Regions from separate parts of the Homo sapiens genome. Here all the other regions are linked to region 1. A link is a contact called in ENCODE Hi-C or POLR2A ChIA-PET data. All regions are on one chromosome and are shown on one strand. Each heading gives the region's core, a stretch centred on a gene start or an enhancer-like site at or near the end of the contact. The rest is flanking DNA. Distances are from core to core; before and after follow the strand shown.

Region 1 (3,171 bases), core at 387-2,886:
CTCATTCCCTTAGGTTGACTACTTCAACTTTATGGGCTATACCAGTTAAATAAGGATCACAATACTTATCTATATCATACTAATACAATGAGATTAATACAGATAACTGATTTCAATAACCTTGCACTAAACACCTGTTCTTACATTTAAAATTCCCAACCTGTGACAGTCTTCATGTCTTTGCATTTCTATAAGCTCCAAATTCTCCTGTGACAAGTAACCCCTCTTTCTTTTCCCTCAAATCTATATTCCCTAAACTCTGTTACGTTTCTTGTTTTGCATGTCGTGATCACAGCAGCCCAGGGATTCTCTGCCCACCACTCTAAAACAGAATAGAAAAGAAAGGGCACAAGATACTTCCCAGTCATACCTCCTGTAAAACAGCACTCTTCTCCAGATGCTGGAAAGGATTGGAGCCACTACCTATTTATAAAACAAAACAAAAAAATGTCCTGAACAGCTGTTCTACACAAACTTATATACTTTCCAGAGAAGGGTACTGAATGCTTGGGAAGTGAACACTTGGATGGCACAGTGATAATCATGGCTAATACGCATACGAACTGAATGAAATCATTTTGATCCCGGCTCTGTCACTGCCATACTCGAAGAGCTGAGACTTCTCTTTCGCAGCAACCCTCTCCAAAATGAGTGTCTTCTTTCCCTGCCCTCTTTTTCCATGAATGTTAAAAATGTGTCATTTCCACAACAACGAAGATTAATGAGATTGTAGTAGGGTGCTTTTGATTTCCTTAGGTAAGCAGTATTTTATGTGTTTCTAACACTTAAGGAGAGGCAGAAACGAAGTTTCCCAGAGAATCATGCAGGCGTAAAGGTGCAAGAGGCCATGGAGGTTGACTAACCCAACCCCCTCTCACACTGTGGGAGATGCTACCAAACACTGAGAATTTTTTTCTTTTTGAGGATGCTTGGCATCTTCCCCATTTGCTCTGGACCAAAGACGGGCATCAAGACGCAGGTCACTTCTGGACACCTGAGCATTCAACGAGCTGTGTCCCACGGGACAGTCTTGCCCCCGGGGACCTGGACAGAGCCGGTGACCCCAGGAAAACGATAAGGTACCAGGCACCTGAACGTTCCTCCACACACACCCTGTGCCGTCGACCCCAGCCCCGGGAACAGGGTGCTCCCACTAGGGGTCCGACCCTACCAGCACCCCTGGACGCGGAGACGCGCGCACGCCCTCGGCCCCCGCCGGAGGCCCGCGCGCAGGGGAGGAGGCGGCTCGGAGGGGCTGCGCCGCAAGAGGGGCGGGAACGGGGCGCGCGCGGGCGCCGGGGCGGGAGCGCGCGGCCCGAAGGGAGGCTCCGGCGCCCGGGGGAGGGGCTACGGGCAGGCCCCGGGCAGCCGCGAGGGGAGGGGAGGGGCCGGCTCCAGCTCCGGCCCCCTGGCACGGCGGCGCCCACGCCCCCAGCCCCGCCGGCCTGAAAGCAGGTGGCGGCGGGCGGGGGAAGGGGCGTCCCGCGGCTGAGGGTGGGCCTCGGAAGCCCCGCGCGTACCAGACTCCTCGTCCTTCTTGTCGAATTTTTTAATCATCTTGGACGACTTCCCAGCGCCCAGACCCACCGCAACCGTCCCAGGCGCCGCAGCCGGCGAGCGGAAGAGGCTGCAGGAAGGCCGGCCCCGCGCTCTCACGCCGGTTGGGCCGCCGCGCCTTCACTCGGGGCCAAGGCCCGCCCTCCCCGGCCGCCCTCGGCCCCCGGGACGCAGCCACGCCCCCTTCTCCTCTTGCGGCCCGCCGGAGACTTCGGCTCGACCCTCCCGGCTTGCGACCCGGGAGCCCACGCCCGCAGCAGCAGGAATGTGGTTTTATTTGGGTGGCGACTTCTGCGGACCCCTCAGTCTCAAGAGAGCGAGGCGGGAGGACTGAGGGGTCTGTGTTCACCCGATGACCGTGGCCTTTTTGATAATCCACTGCGGGGCCCTCCCGTTGCGGAAGGCGCTCTCCCCGGGCGCGGTTCTGGTGGGCATGTCTTCCAAGAGCGATGCGAGTGTCAGTGGTTCCCGAATCACTTTGGAAATTGGCCTTTCACTCGCTGACTTCTTGGAAGCTACGACAAAGCACAGGCACCCTGGTGAATGTGGCTTTTCAGAAGTACTCGAAGGATACTTAATGTGAGATGTAAAGGAGACGCACTTGGAGGGACCAGAGGCTGGTCTTTAGAGGGTAGATTTTGGACCGTGTAATACCATTCCCAACCTATTTTATAATTTTTGGATTCCTTCATTTCATCAAAACCCAGTGGAAAATTCATTGCCAGTTTAGAGTCTTCCTTGTTCAAGCCTATTTCTTTCAATGATTCCATCTGAAACCATATTGACACTTAAGAAACTCACTAAATTAACGTGCATTCATTCCTAACTCATGTTCCTCTTTTTCTCAGAGTGTATGCTGGCTTTCTGTTCTCTTGTCTAAGAGTGTAGCTAAGAAACTTTGTCTGCCTTTGGCTTCACTGGCATAACTTGTTTAGAAATGTAAATTGGGTCTATACTCAACAGGATCGTGCCCCTGCAAAATTAGAGAAATTCTAACCTAGATTACATTCTACATCCTAGAGAAATTCTTTCCCTGAAATACAGATTTAAGATGAACTGTTGATATCCTACATATGGTATCATTTAAGATTTAACTCCGACTTGACTAAATGTACTATTAACTACTATGTTTGCTTTATATGGCTTGTAAAGGTCAAGTCATACTTTGTAGGTGGAGTTTTCTTTGAAGGAAATAGAAGTCTGCACTCATTTATTCTGGGGGTGAAAATAAACAGGCTTTGGGGAAGGAAACATCCTCTTCCTCTTCCTTGGCCCAAGGGTATTGGGAACCTAGGCAGAGACAGTGTAGATAATAGGCCCAGAGGTTCTCAAGGTGGGTAATGCCCCGGAGACCTGCTGAGAAGTAGAAGGACCTGAGTTCAGATTTGGGGCTGACCCTAAGACTAGCCCCTTGTAAAGCAAGATCAATCATTCTCTGCTGTTCTTCAGCTTTTCTGTATATCTATGAAGTTTTGTTTAATACCACAGGTTGTTTTTAGCTGTGCAGTATTTACGGAGTTAAGAGCATCAGTAGGTGGAAATGGGATGGGATGTGGTGGCAGATAGGTATAGCAGGAGCAGAGAAGCCTGAAGAAGCCAGTTAAGGGATGGTAT
Region 2 (3,171 bases), core at 481-2,980, 1.4 Mb before region 1:
CTTTTTAAAGTATTCTTTACATAAAATCTTATGGCATGTGCAATTTTGTCTCTTGCTTCTTAGCTTAATGTTTTTATCATAAGCATTTATTCTGAAAGCCAGAATGCCTTGATCTTCTTTCCTGTGCTATTACGATTTTGGAAATCTTCACTTCGTGAAGTTGTCCTGCCTTGGAGTCTCTCATTTCCTGATCGCCAAATTTGTGCCTCACACTATGTATCGGAAGGCGTCTGAGCACTGCCATTTCCACAGAGCTCACAAGTGTACCAGACACAAGAGTTTCTTAGCTTCCTCTTCACATTTTGGCTTTCAGAGTAAAGAATGAAAAAGGGAAAACCTTGTTGTTAAAAAGTATTGGCAAACAATTTTCTTTCTTTCTTCCTTTTTTTCTGGGACGGCATCTCACTCCGTTGTCCAGGCTGGAGTGCCGTGGCATGATCTTGGCTCACTGCAGCCTCTGCCTCCCAGGTTCAAGCGATCCTCCTGCCTCAGCCTCCCAAGTAGCTGGGATTTCAGGTGCCCGCCACCACGCCTGGCTAATTTTTGTATTTTTAGTAGAGATGGGGTTTCACCATGTTGGCCAGGCTGGTCTTGAAGTCCTGATCTCAAGTGATCTGCCGGCCTTGGCCTCCCAAAGTGCTGGGATTACAGACGTCAACCACTATGCCCAGCTGGCAAACGATTTTCAAAGGCTGTAACAATTGCTCTATTTGTTGGACATTAGTTTTAGACAGTTTTTTGTTATTAAAAAGGACGCTGCGGTGCATGTCTTTTTGCTTACATCCTCTAAATGTAAAATTTAAAAATAATACAGAAAAGTACAAAGTAAAAATCACCTTAAATCCCATCACTTAGGAAATTAACTACTCATATTCACTATTCATATCCCTCTATGCTGATATATGTATCTGAATTTCAGATGATTGCCCTATTAGAATTATAGGTGAAAAGATTTGGCCTCGTTTAAGGCAACGTGTAATTCCTCAGCCTTGAATTTTGATCTAGTGATACCTAACTTCTTTGAGGAATGATCTTAGCTTCCAAACCCAGAATGTGACAGAAAGCGCCACAGCAAGCAAGGTCCTACTTTATCCCTTCTAAAAACAAAGCCACTGAAGTTTGGAAGGGTGTTGAGTTCTCAATATCACAAAGAAAAATAAAGCCACTTCCAGCCTGGAGCCGCCGCTTCTCCTTTAAATACTCGCTCACGTGATCGCAGACGGGCACGCGCGGAGGAACTTCACGCTGTCAGGACAACGAGCCATTCCTCTACCACTTCCCCTCCCCTAAGGCTTCTTGGCGTTCCCTCCCCGGAAGTCACAACTCCTCTGGAGACTTTCTCTTCCTCATCCCCTCCGTCGAGTCACCTATCCTCACTCCTTTCTGTTAGCTGCCGGCCCTAGCGCTCCCTCTCCTCGGCTGAATCTCACTTAGTGGAGGAAAGGCTGAAAGGACTACAACTCCCAGGGGACGCTGCGGGCCCCGCCCATGGGGCGCGCAGTGTAGGTCGGGGCCTGAGGTCCCACGGTCTTCTCGCCGCGTGCGGCCGGGAGCAAACGCACTACAGGTTCCGTGGCGCCTCGCGCGAGGCCAGACCGGGACGGGGCGGGGCGGGGCTGGAGGGGCCGGGACTGGCGGGCGGAGAAAGGGGGTGGGAGAGGAGGCGATGGAGGGGAGGAGTGGGGACATGGGGGAGGGAAGAGGAAGGGAGGTGGGAGGCGGGGCCGACCAAGAGCAGGAGCTGGAGTCTGAGCCGGTGGTTGCAGCGGAGGCGGTGATGTCGGTGCAGGTTGTGTCAGCCGCGGCTGCCGCCAAGGTGCCTGAGGTGGAGCTGAAGGACCTGAGCCCCTCCGAGGCGGAGTCGCAACTAGGACTGAGCACGGCCGCCGTGGGCGCCATGGCCCCCCCGGCGGGCGGTGGAGACCCTGAGGCTCCAGCTCCCGCCGCGGAGCGGCCCCCGGTCCCCGGCCCGGGCTCGGGGCCCGCCGCCGCTCTCAGCCCCGCCGCCGGGAAGGTGCCTCAGGCGTCGGCCATGAAGCGGAGCGACCCACATCACCAGCACCAGCGGCACCGCGACGGCGGCGAGGCCCTGGTCAGCCCCGACGGCACCGTCACCGAGGCGCCGCGCACAGTCAAGAAGGTACTGGGGCCGGGCTGCCTCTCTAGGAGAGGAAGGGAGGGGAGGGGAACTGCAGATCCTCTCGGCACGGCGGCACCACCCTCCACGCCCTCCTTTCTGATCGCAGGACCGGAGATACCCCTTGTCCCCTTAAACCCACTCTCTCAGAGATGCCCCCCAGCCGGCCCCTCGTGCTGGGAGCGGAGACTCCAGGAGGCACGGCCGTACTTCGCTCTGAATAACATGGAGGTAGCGCTCTCCCCTACTACTTGGAATAGGCAGCGGGAGGAGAGACACCTAATAGTACGTCCCGCGGCCCCAACACGCTCCCGGGTGTGATTTTCCAGCCTATCGGGGAAGAGACCTCGATAGTATAGAAAAACCTTACCGCTCACGGGAGTTCACACAGCAATAAGGATGAAAAGATCTTTAATACTTGGAGAACGAGTAAGGTGTAGTCACCTTGCATAGAAATCGTCAGAGTTGTCTGGTTTCCATACAGTTGATGACTTTCTGCCTTTCTGTGGCCAACCGTGGCCATACAGCAACACGATGCTGTGCCCTTCATTTCCAGCGACTGCGATATTCTCTCTTCCCTGAATATGTAAAAGGGTAATGGAGAGATTCTCCTCACTCTTTCGTGTTAAGAGCTTTGTCCTCCCTGCTGGGTATAGTTGGTCACCAGGATTATTAGGCTGTGTATGAAGAGAATGAATGTCTTATTGATTGCTTTATTATAATCTGAAAGTGATAGGAAGAAATGCTGCTACTTTTGGGAAAGACGATCTTTGTGGGGTTTTCGGTCTTAGGCGTCAGCTTCTTTCAGACAGTTTTGAGGAGGTCTCAGAATACCAAGAAGTAACTGCCTAGGTGGATGATAGCCCTGTATTACCCGTACATTGTCTATCCATAGTTGTCTGTCTCTCTCAAAGCTTGTCTTTCTTTCTCTCTTAAAGCTGAATCAGCACAGAAAAACAGGGCAAGTATTGGAAAAGACAGAAGTGTGGATCATATAAAAAGGGCTTACAGCTTCAATTTCGTAGACACAGTAT
Region 3 (3,171 bases), core at 212-2,711, 1.2 Mb before region 1:
CTCATAAGAAAAACTCACAGACATATTAAAAGTAGCTGGAAGTTGGGTTTGCTCTGTTAATGAAGGATTAGGGAAAGCATATGTAAGAGAACCTAGAACATAAACAGTCCTCTTTGGAAGCCAGTTTGTCTTTCAAGAGAAAGCAAACAAAACACCACATCCTTGCAGAGCCTTCCAGGACCCTACTCCTGCTTCTTGGTCTAGCCTCCTCCCCCTGTCCCTAATTTTGGCATAATTGACTGCTCCTTGTCATCCAGATCTGTTTTAACGTCACCTCCTCAGAGAGGCCTTCCCCAGTCACCAATCTAAAAGAGCACCCAGTGGTCACATCAATTTAATGCAATATGCCATACTGTCCCTATCACTTTTAATGTCTGCCAGGCCCTCCATTTCAGCCACGACCACCTCCCCCAAATCACCCCTTAAAAGAACAAGGACTTTGCCTCATTCAGAGCTCAATTTCCAGGGCCTGGAAGAGTGTCAGGCACGTGGCAGATGCTCAATAACTGTTGAATAAAAAGGAATGATAGGCCGGGCAGTGGCTCACGTCTGTAATCCCAGCACTTTGGGAGGCTGAGGCGGGCAGATCACCTGAGGTCAGAAGTTCGAGACCAGCGTGACCAACATGGCGAAACCCCATCTCTACTAAAAATACAAAAATTAGCCGGGCATAGTGGTACGCATCTGTAATCCCAGCTACTCAAGAGGCTGAGGCAGGAGAATGGTTTAAACTTGGGAGGCGGAGGTTGCAGTGAACCGAGATGGCGCCACTGCACTCCAACCTGGGCGACAGAGAGAGACTCGGTCTCAAAAAAAAAAAAAAGGAATGACCAGTCATAAAAAAGAATGAGTCGTACCACCCGAAGTGTAGACTTCACCTGCAGGGAGGGAGGCTGGAACTGGCAAGGTTGGAGGCAAAACTGTACCTACTGTACCTTTCTCGCCCAATCCTACCTGCACATGAACTCCCTCCCCACCCCTTTAGTCTCTCGGGCCCTTACTCTCTTTATCCGGCTCTTTTGCAAACATTTCCCATGATATTCTCCCTTCACCGTCACAGTCCTTATGCTCGTTTCCCAAAAGAGCTTCTCCGATGATCTCTCCCAGGTTGGCCGAGTGAGCGGGCCTAGCCTGCGCTCTCACCCCAGTGCCACCCCAGTGGGAGCGCCGCCCGCGCCCGCCCCCTCGCCCCGCGCCCGCCCCCTCGCCCCGCGCCCGCCCCCTCGCCCCGCGCCCGCCGCTCCGGCAGCCCAAACCCAGACGCTAAAGCGCCGAACTGGGTTTCCGGGCGCTGGAGGCCGCGGTCGGCCTCGTACTAGGTGACGGCCCATCCCGCGCGCGCAAGCCCGGAACCCCGCTCCGCTCACCCTCCGCGCGCTGCCGCTTTGCCCTGGCAACGGTAACCACGGCGAGGCCCTGCCCCACGCCCGGTGATTGTGCGCGCGGCCCCGCCCCCGAGGCGCACGCCGGCCCAGCGCCCACAGCTGCGGCGGCCTAGGTGCCGCGTGGGGCAAGCAGGTGCCTCGCGTCCAGGCGGCTCCGCGGCTGGCTGCCTCCCGAGCCGGCCGCGCTCCTCCCAGCGAGGCGTGGCGGGGAGGCGTAGTGAGGCTGGGCCCGTGGCGGTTCCCTGAGGAGGGCCGAGAAGGGGCCGGGGGTGCTAGGGGAACGGGCGCTGGGGGCAGCGGCCCCGGTGGATGCTAAGGGCTTCGGGATCGGGAGAGTCCACCACGCCTGCCTGCTCGGCTGAGAATCGCCATGGTAATCCCCGTCTCCCTAAAGTACCCGGGGCCAGGGCGCGCGCCGTGGAGCCCCAGGCTGTCCCGGAGAGGCGCGGGCGCCGAGGTCACCGCCTCTCCCTGGGGTCGACCTCAACGCGTGGCGAAAAGATGGAGGGACAAGGGGTGCCCGGCGGTCCGCGCCTGCTGGGGGCGCAGCAGCCGCGGAGTCAGGCCAGCCGTCTTTCCAGGTTTTAGGTCGTGGTCCTGTTGAGCAGCCCCCACACCCAGACGGTTGATGTGGAAAATAAAGGGAGGGTGGCACCGTGGTGTGGCACGTCAGGGCGCCAGGCCATGCCCACAGTGACGGGTCCGAGCTGTTAGCTGCCGTAGCCACCCTGGGTGCCCGCGCGGGATTCTCCACTGCTCTGCAGACTCAGGAAGCAGAGAGTGAGCCTGGTACCACCACCTTGCTGTCAACAGCATTCCTGTTCTCAGCCCTCATCCAGTCACTTACGACCTCCTTCCAACCCTCGCTGCTCTTTCCAGAAGGGCTGTGACCTTCCAGCCCCTGCCCCAAGTCCTCAGGGAGGCATCATTGTCTGCTAAACTAAGTACTGCACGCTTGAGCTGGGCGCACAGAGCCCTTGCTAAAGGGGCCTCAACCTCGAGCTTTCTCTGCCATATCTTCTCTGCTAAACAACAACAAACAAAACGAACAAAAACCCTGCATCCCACACTAAACCCGCGTTCTTCTGGAAGCCCCTTGCGCCTTCCCTGTCTTGATCCGTTTTCTTTGAGGCTTGGATCAGAAGGACCCTGCCTCCTGCTTCCCCATCGCTCCTTCAGCGCCCACAGCCCTTTGCACCTCACCTCTGGTGCTTTGCCTGTTTTTCCTTGGAAAGCCTTATTCCTCATTAGACTCTAGTGTAGAAATCATTAAGTTTCTGTGTTCTTTCCAGTTTGTTTCGTGTAAAAGGATTAAGTAAAAATTTCTTGGTTTGAGAGTCATTCCATGAGCTATTAAAGGTAAAGAGCTATTACCTTTTTTTTTTTTTTTTTTGACAGGGTCTTACTTTGTCACACAGGCTGGAGTACAGTGGTGTGATCACAGCTGACTGCAGCCTCCATCTCTGAGGCTCAAGTGATCCTCCCGCCTCAGCCTCCCAAGTAGCTCGGACCGTAGGCAGGCATCACCATGCCTGGCTAATCTCTGTATTTTTAGTAGAGACAGGGTTTCGCCATGTTGCCCAGGCTGGTCTCAAACGCCTGGGCTCAAGGGATCCGCCCGCCTTGGCCTCTCAAATTGCTGGGATTACAGGTGTGAGCCACTGTGCCCAGCCAACTGCCATTTCTTTCAGGGCCCAGGGAACTGAGGCAGAATGCTGTACATAGCCATTGAAGCAAATGCCAGTTAATTCATGCTCCTTGAATGAGGGTCAAACACATTAGTGCA
Region 4 (3,171 bases), core at 491-2,990, 1.1 Mb before region 1:
CATGATTTTCTTTCTTGAAAGACCATTCAAGCTGTAGTGGATTTGGAGAGGGCAATTTCGGTGGCAGGGAGACCAAGAGGAGTCTACCGCAGTGTCTCTAGGAGAGATGACAGTAGCCTGAACCAGAGTAAGAACTGACAGGGAACAACAGTTTTAAAAATCTAATTGGGGCTGGGTGCAGTGGCTCACGGCTGTAATCCCAGCACTTTGGGAGGTTAAGGCAGGCAGATCACTTGAGCCTAGGAGTTCGAGACCAGCCCGGGCCAACAAGATGAAACCTCATCTCTACTAAAAATACAAAAATTAGCCGGGCGTGGTGGTGGGGACCTGTAGTCCCAGCTACTGGGGAGGCTGAGGTGGGAGGATCCTTGAGCCCAGAGAGGTCGAGGCTGCAGTGAACAATGATTGCACCACTGCCCTCCAGCCTAGGTAATAGAGTGAGAATCTGTCTCACAAACAAACACATCTAATTTAACATGGGGACTCCAGAGACAGAGGAAAGAGTAATGGATCATTTCCAGGTTTCTGGCTTGAGCACTTGGGTGGCTAGTGTTGGCACTCTCCTAGAAAACACTGGAGAAAAAGACATTCAATTTTTGGATATGTTGAATTTTGAGGTTAATAGAATCTTGAAAATTAAAGCTTCCTGATTTTGTTAATCCGTTTTCTGACACCCTTTAGCAATTCTTCAATGCAATGCTTTTCACATTATTATATGCATAAGAATCACCAGGGGTGTGGAGATGGGGATGTGAAAATGCAGGTTCCTAGGCAAACAAGCCAAGATTCTGGATACCAACTGGGTCCCAGGACTCAAAACAATCAGCCTGAGTAATTCTGATGGAGGGAGTCTCCTGACGACACTAAAAAAACAACAAAAACGACCCCTCTGCCGGGCATGGTGTCCTGTAATACCAGCACTTTGGGAGGCTGAGTCGGGAGGATCGCTTGGGCCCAGGAGTTCGAGACCAGCCTAGGCAACATAGGGTGACCACCCACCCCCGTTTCTAAAAGTAAAAAAAGACCCCTCGTGTGTCTCCACCGTTAGGTTGTTTTCCCACTGTCCACCCCTCCCTACTTCTCAGGCACCTGCTTGGGGGCCCCTATTGCTTCGAATAAGCTCCGTGGGAGCCAGGACTTTGTCTTGCTAACAGGTGCATCTTCAGCGCACTCAGAACAATATCTGGCACAGCACGAGACACCTAGAAATGTTCGCCGAACGATCGAATGGCTGAATACATTCATATGTTGCTTTGTACAAAAACTTGCTTTCAAATATCTGGGAAGAGTTAGAGATAGGAAAGCAGAGGTCATTTCAAAGAGAGAGAGTGAGGATACCACCGGGAAGGCAGCGCCGAAAAAACCAGAGGGGAACCACTTGCCGATCCCCCAGGCACAGTCTGGAGGTCCCAATTCCCGCGGTAGGGGGGCGAGAGATGCCACTCGTCTGATCAGCAACCATTTTGGGCCCGCTTGCGCCGCTTCTCCGGGGCGTCCGCGTTGTGCTCATCCAGTTGCTTTTGAGGTTCCGGCCCCCTCCAAACCTCTGAAGCGCTCCGTGCACGCGACGCGGCGGCGGGGTAAGCTGGAGCCCTCGCCGCGAGCCCTCTCCGCTGCCTGCCCGCAGCACAGCCGCGCCGACCTCCTCATCATGGCGGCGGCCGGGCGGGGAAGCCGGGCCGTGCGTCGCGTGCGTGCCCTCTCCCTCCCCTCCCCCTCCTCGGCGGCGGCGGCGGCGGCAGAAGCGGCAGCGCTCGCCATTGCCGCTGGTGGCAGGAGGCTGCGAGGAGCCGGCGCGGTCGCAGTCTCCACGGCGCAGGCCCACGGTAGCGCAGCCGCTCTGAGGTGAGTGCCCTACCGCGCAATCTCCAGCTATTTCAGCCCCGGCGCAGCCGCAACACGCCGCCCGCCCGCCGGCCGGCCGGCCCGCCCCGCAGCCGGCACCCTGCCGCCCCCGGCTCTGGGCCTGGGCCCCCGCCGGATTCGGCCCGCCTCGGGCGGGGGGCCCCGGCCCGGCCCAGCCAAACCGCCACCCCGAGGATGCGCAGGCCGCACTAGGCCCCAGGCGTCCTGGCGGGCTCGGGAGGGAGGCGCTGCCCTCCCGAGAGCCCCAGGGTTCCGGCCTCCTCCGCCGCCTGGGGCTCTCGGGGCCGCGGCCTTCTCCCCGCCGTGGAACCCGGGGCCCGGCCTTCCCGCAGCTCGGGAGCGGGAGGCGCGGGAGAGTGCGCCGGGCCCGGGAGCGGGAGGTGGGCGGGCTGCGCGGGACCGGAGCCGCGGCTCTCGGCTCGCCCCCTCGGCCCTTCCCGGCTCTCGTACGCGGGCGGGCGGGCGGGCGGCGCGGTGGGGCCGGGCTGGGGCGCGGGAGCCGCTGTCTCCTGCGGGAGAGGAGGCTGGCTCTTTGGGCGACCTCCGAAGCTTCCCTCCTGCCGGGGTGGCGTGGGCTTGTTACCCAGGTAGACTGGGGGACGCTGGAATATGGCGCGTTGCCCACCTTCTTGCAAGTTAGGAGGTGGCCGGGGCGGCAGTTCGAGGAGGAGGGCGCAAAGTCCTTTTGTACGCAGAAATAAGGAGCGACATTGTGTTTTCTTCCCCAGCTGAGATGTGCCCGCGGAGGGGCCGCGGTTCTTCCTGTGCCTGGGGTGGTGGTCCCCTGGGTGAGGGAGAGGGGGAGTGGCACGCCCCTCCGAAGGAACAGAACCTTTTGCCACTGGAAAGACAGGGGCTCTGAGATGGCCGTGTGCATGGTATTTTCCCATATCCCCAGACCTTTTCGGGTTTGTCATTGAATGTTGTGCACTCCATCGTGCAATGATGTCTGCTGCCTCTCTCACCTGTTGTGTCGTGGCTGCTGGTCCCAAAGTTTCTGCAGTGTATTTGGCTGTGCCCACCAGAACTTGAAGTTGTTTAAAAATCTTAATACTTGGGGGGCTTCCAGTGATATCTGCTCCAACCAGTTGGAGGAGCTGTTGCCTGCTCTCCATTCTTCTTAAGCATTAGATTAGAATATATTAATTGCTTATTTTAGAGCTGGTGTCAATCGTGCTGATTTCTTTATGTGGTCAGAGCAAAATTCACATTTTTTTAAGTGTTCAGAGACTGCGTATTGAGAGACGCATAAGGAGAAAGGTAGTGTGAGTGAGCCTGTCAGCTTGGGCAGTGTTGGGCAGAGCT

What was found. A loop is a pair of places that touch in the nucleus more often than their neighbours do. ChIA-PET counts read pairs that join two places held with the same protein, here RNA polymerase II (POLR2A). Pooled maps may share reads with other maps.
Region 2: a map of B cell shows a loop between it and region 1 (33-fold over the local background). The contact joins the promoter of AHCYL2 here to the promoter of COPG2 in region 1. A Hi-C loop is called at or near these places in 2 of 168 maps with a recorded cell type or tissue (B cell and sigmoid colon) and 10 of 50 pooled maps.
Region 3: a loop to region 1 is called in a map of CD8-positive, alpha-beta T cell, with 12 times the contacts of the local background. The contact joins the promoter of SMKR1 here to the promoter of COPG2 in region 1. A Hi-C loop is called at or near these places in 1 of 168 maps with a recorded cell type or tissue (CD8-positive, alpha-beta T cell) and 3 of 50 pooled maps. POLR2A ChIA-PET finds 5 or more read pairs at or near these places in 1 of 52 experiments (OCI-LY7).
Region 4: a map of CD4-positive, alpha-beta T cell shows a loop between it and region 1 (7-fold over the local background). The contact joins the promoter of NRF1 here to the promoter of COPG2 in region 1. A Hi-C loop is called at or near these places in 2 of 168 maps with a recorded cell type or tissue (CD4-positive, alpha-beta T cell and naive thymus-derived CD4-positive, alpha-beta T cell), 1 of 37 single-sample maps with no recorded cell type and 10 of 50 pooled maps.

The regions. Positions count from the first base shown.
Region 1 is chr7:130,667,112-130,670,282 of GRCh38, forward strand. It overlaps COPG2 (coat protein complex I subunit gamma 2), which reads right to left and starts at 1,637. Exons shown (of 24, transcript NM_012133.6): 1 at 1,521-1,637; 2 at 371-423. The coding sequence starts at 1,557. TSGA13 (testis specific 13) reads right to left here. Exons shown (of 8, transcript NM_052933.4): 8 at 1,532-2,072. The coding sequence ends at 1,903. RefSeq lists an enhancer at 840-949 and silencers at 1,220-1,809, 1,900-2,009.
Region 2 is chr7:129,223,300-129,226,470 of GRCh38, forward strand. It overlaps AHCYL2 (adenosylhomocysteinase like 2), which reads left to right and starts at 1,731. Exons shown (of 17, transcript NM_015328.4): 1 at 1,731-2,140. The coding sequence starts at 1,778. RefSeq lists an enhancer at 1,235-1,344 and silencers at 1,625-1,694, 1,815-2,064.
Region 3 is chr7:129,501,070-129,504,240 of GRCh38, forward strand. It overlaps SMKR1 (small lysine rich protein 1), which reads left to right and starts at 1,462. Exons shown (of 2, transcript NM_001195243.2): 1 at 1,462-1,758. The coding sequence starts at 1,756. RefSeq lists silencers at 1,161-1,210, 1,271-1,610.
Region 4 is chr7:129,609,980-129,613,150 of GRCh38, forward strand. NRF1 (nuclear respiratory factor 1) reads left to right here and starts at 1,741. Exons shown (of 11, transcript NM_005011.5): 1 at 1,741-1,845. RefSeq lists enhancers at 1,159-1,208, 2,889-3,028 and a silencer at 1,599-2,588.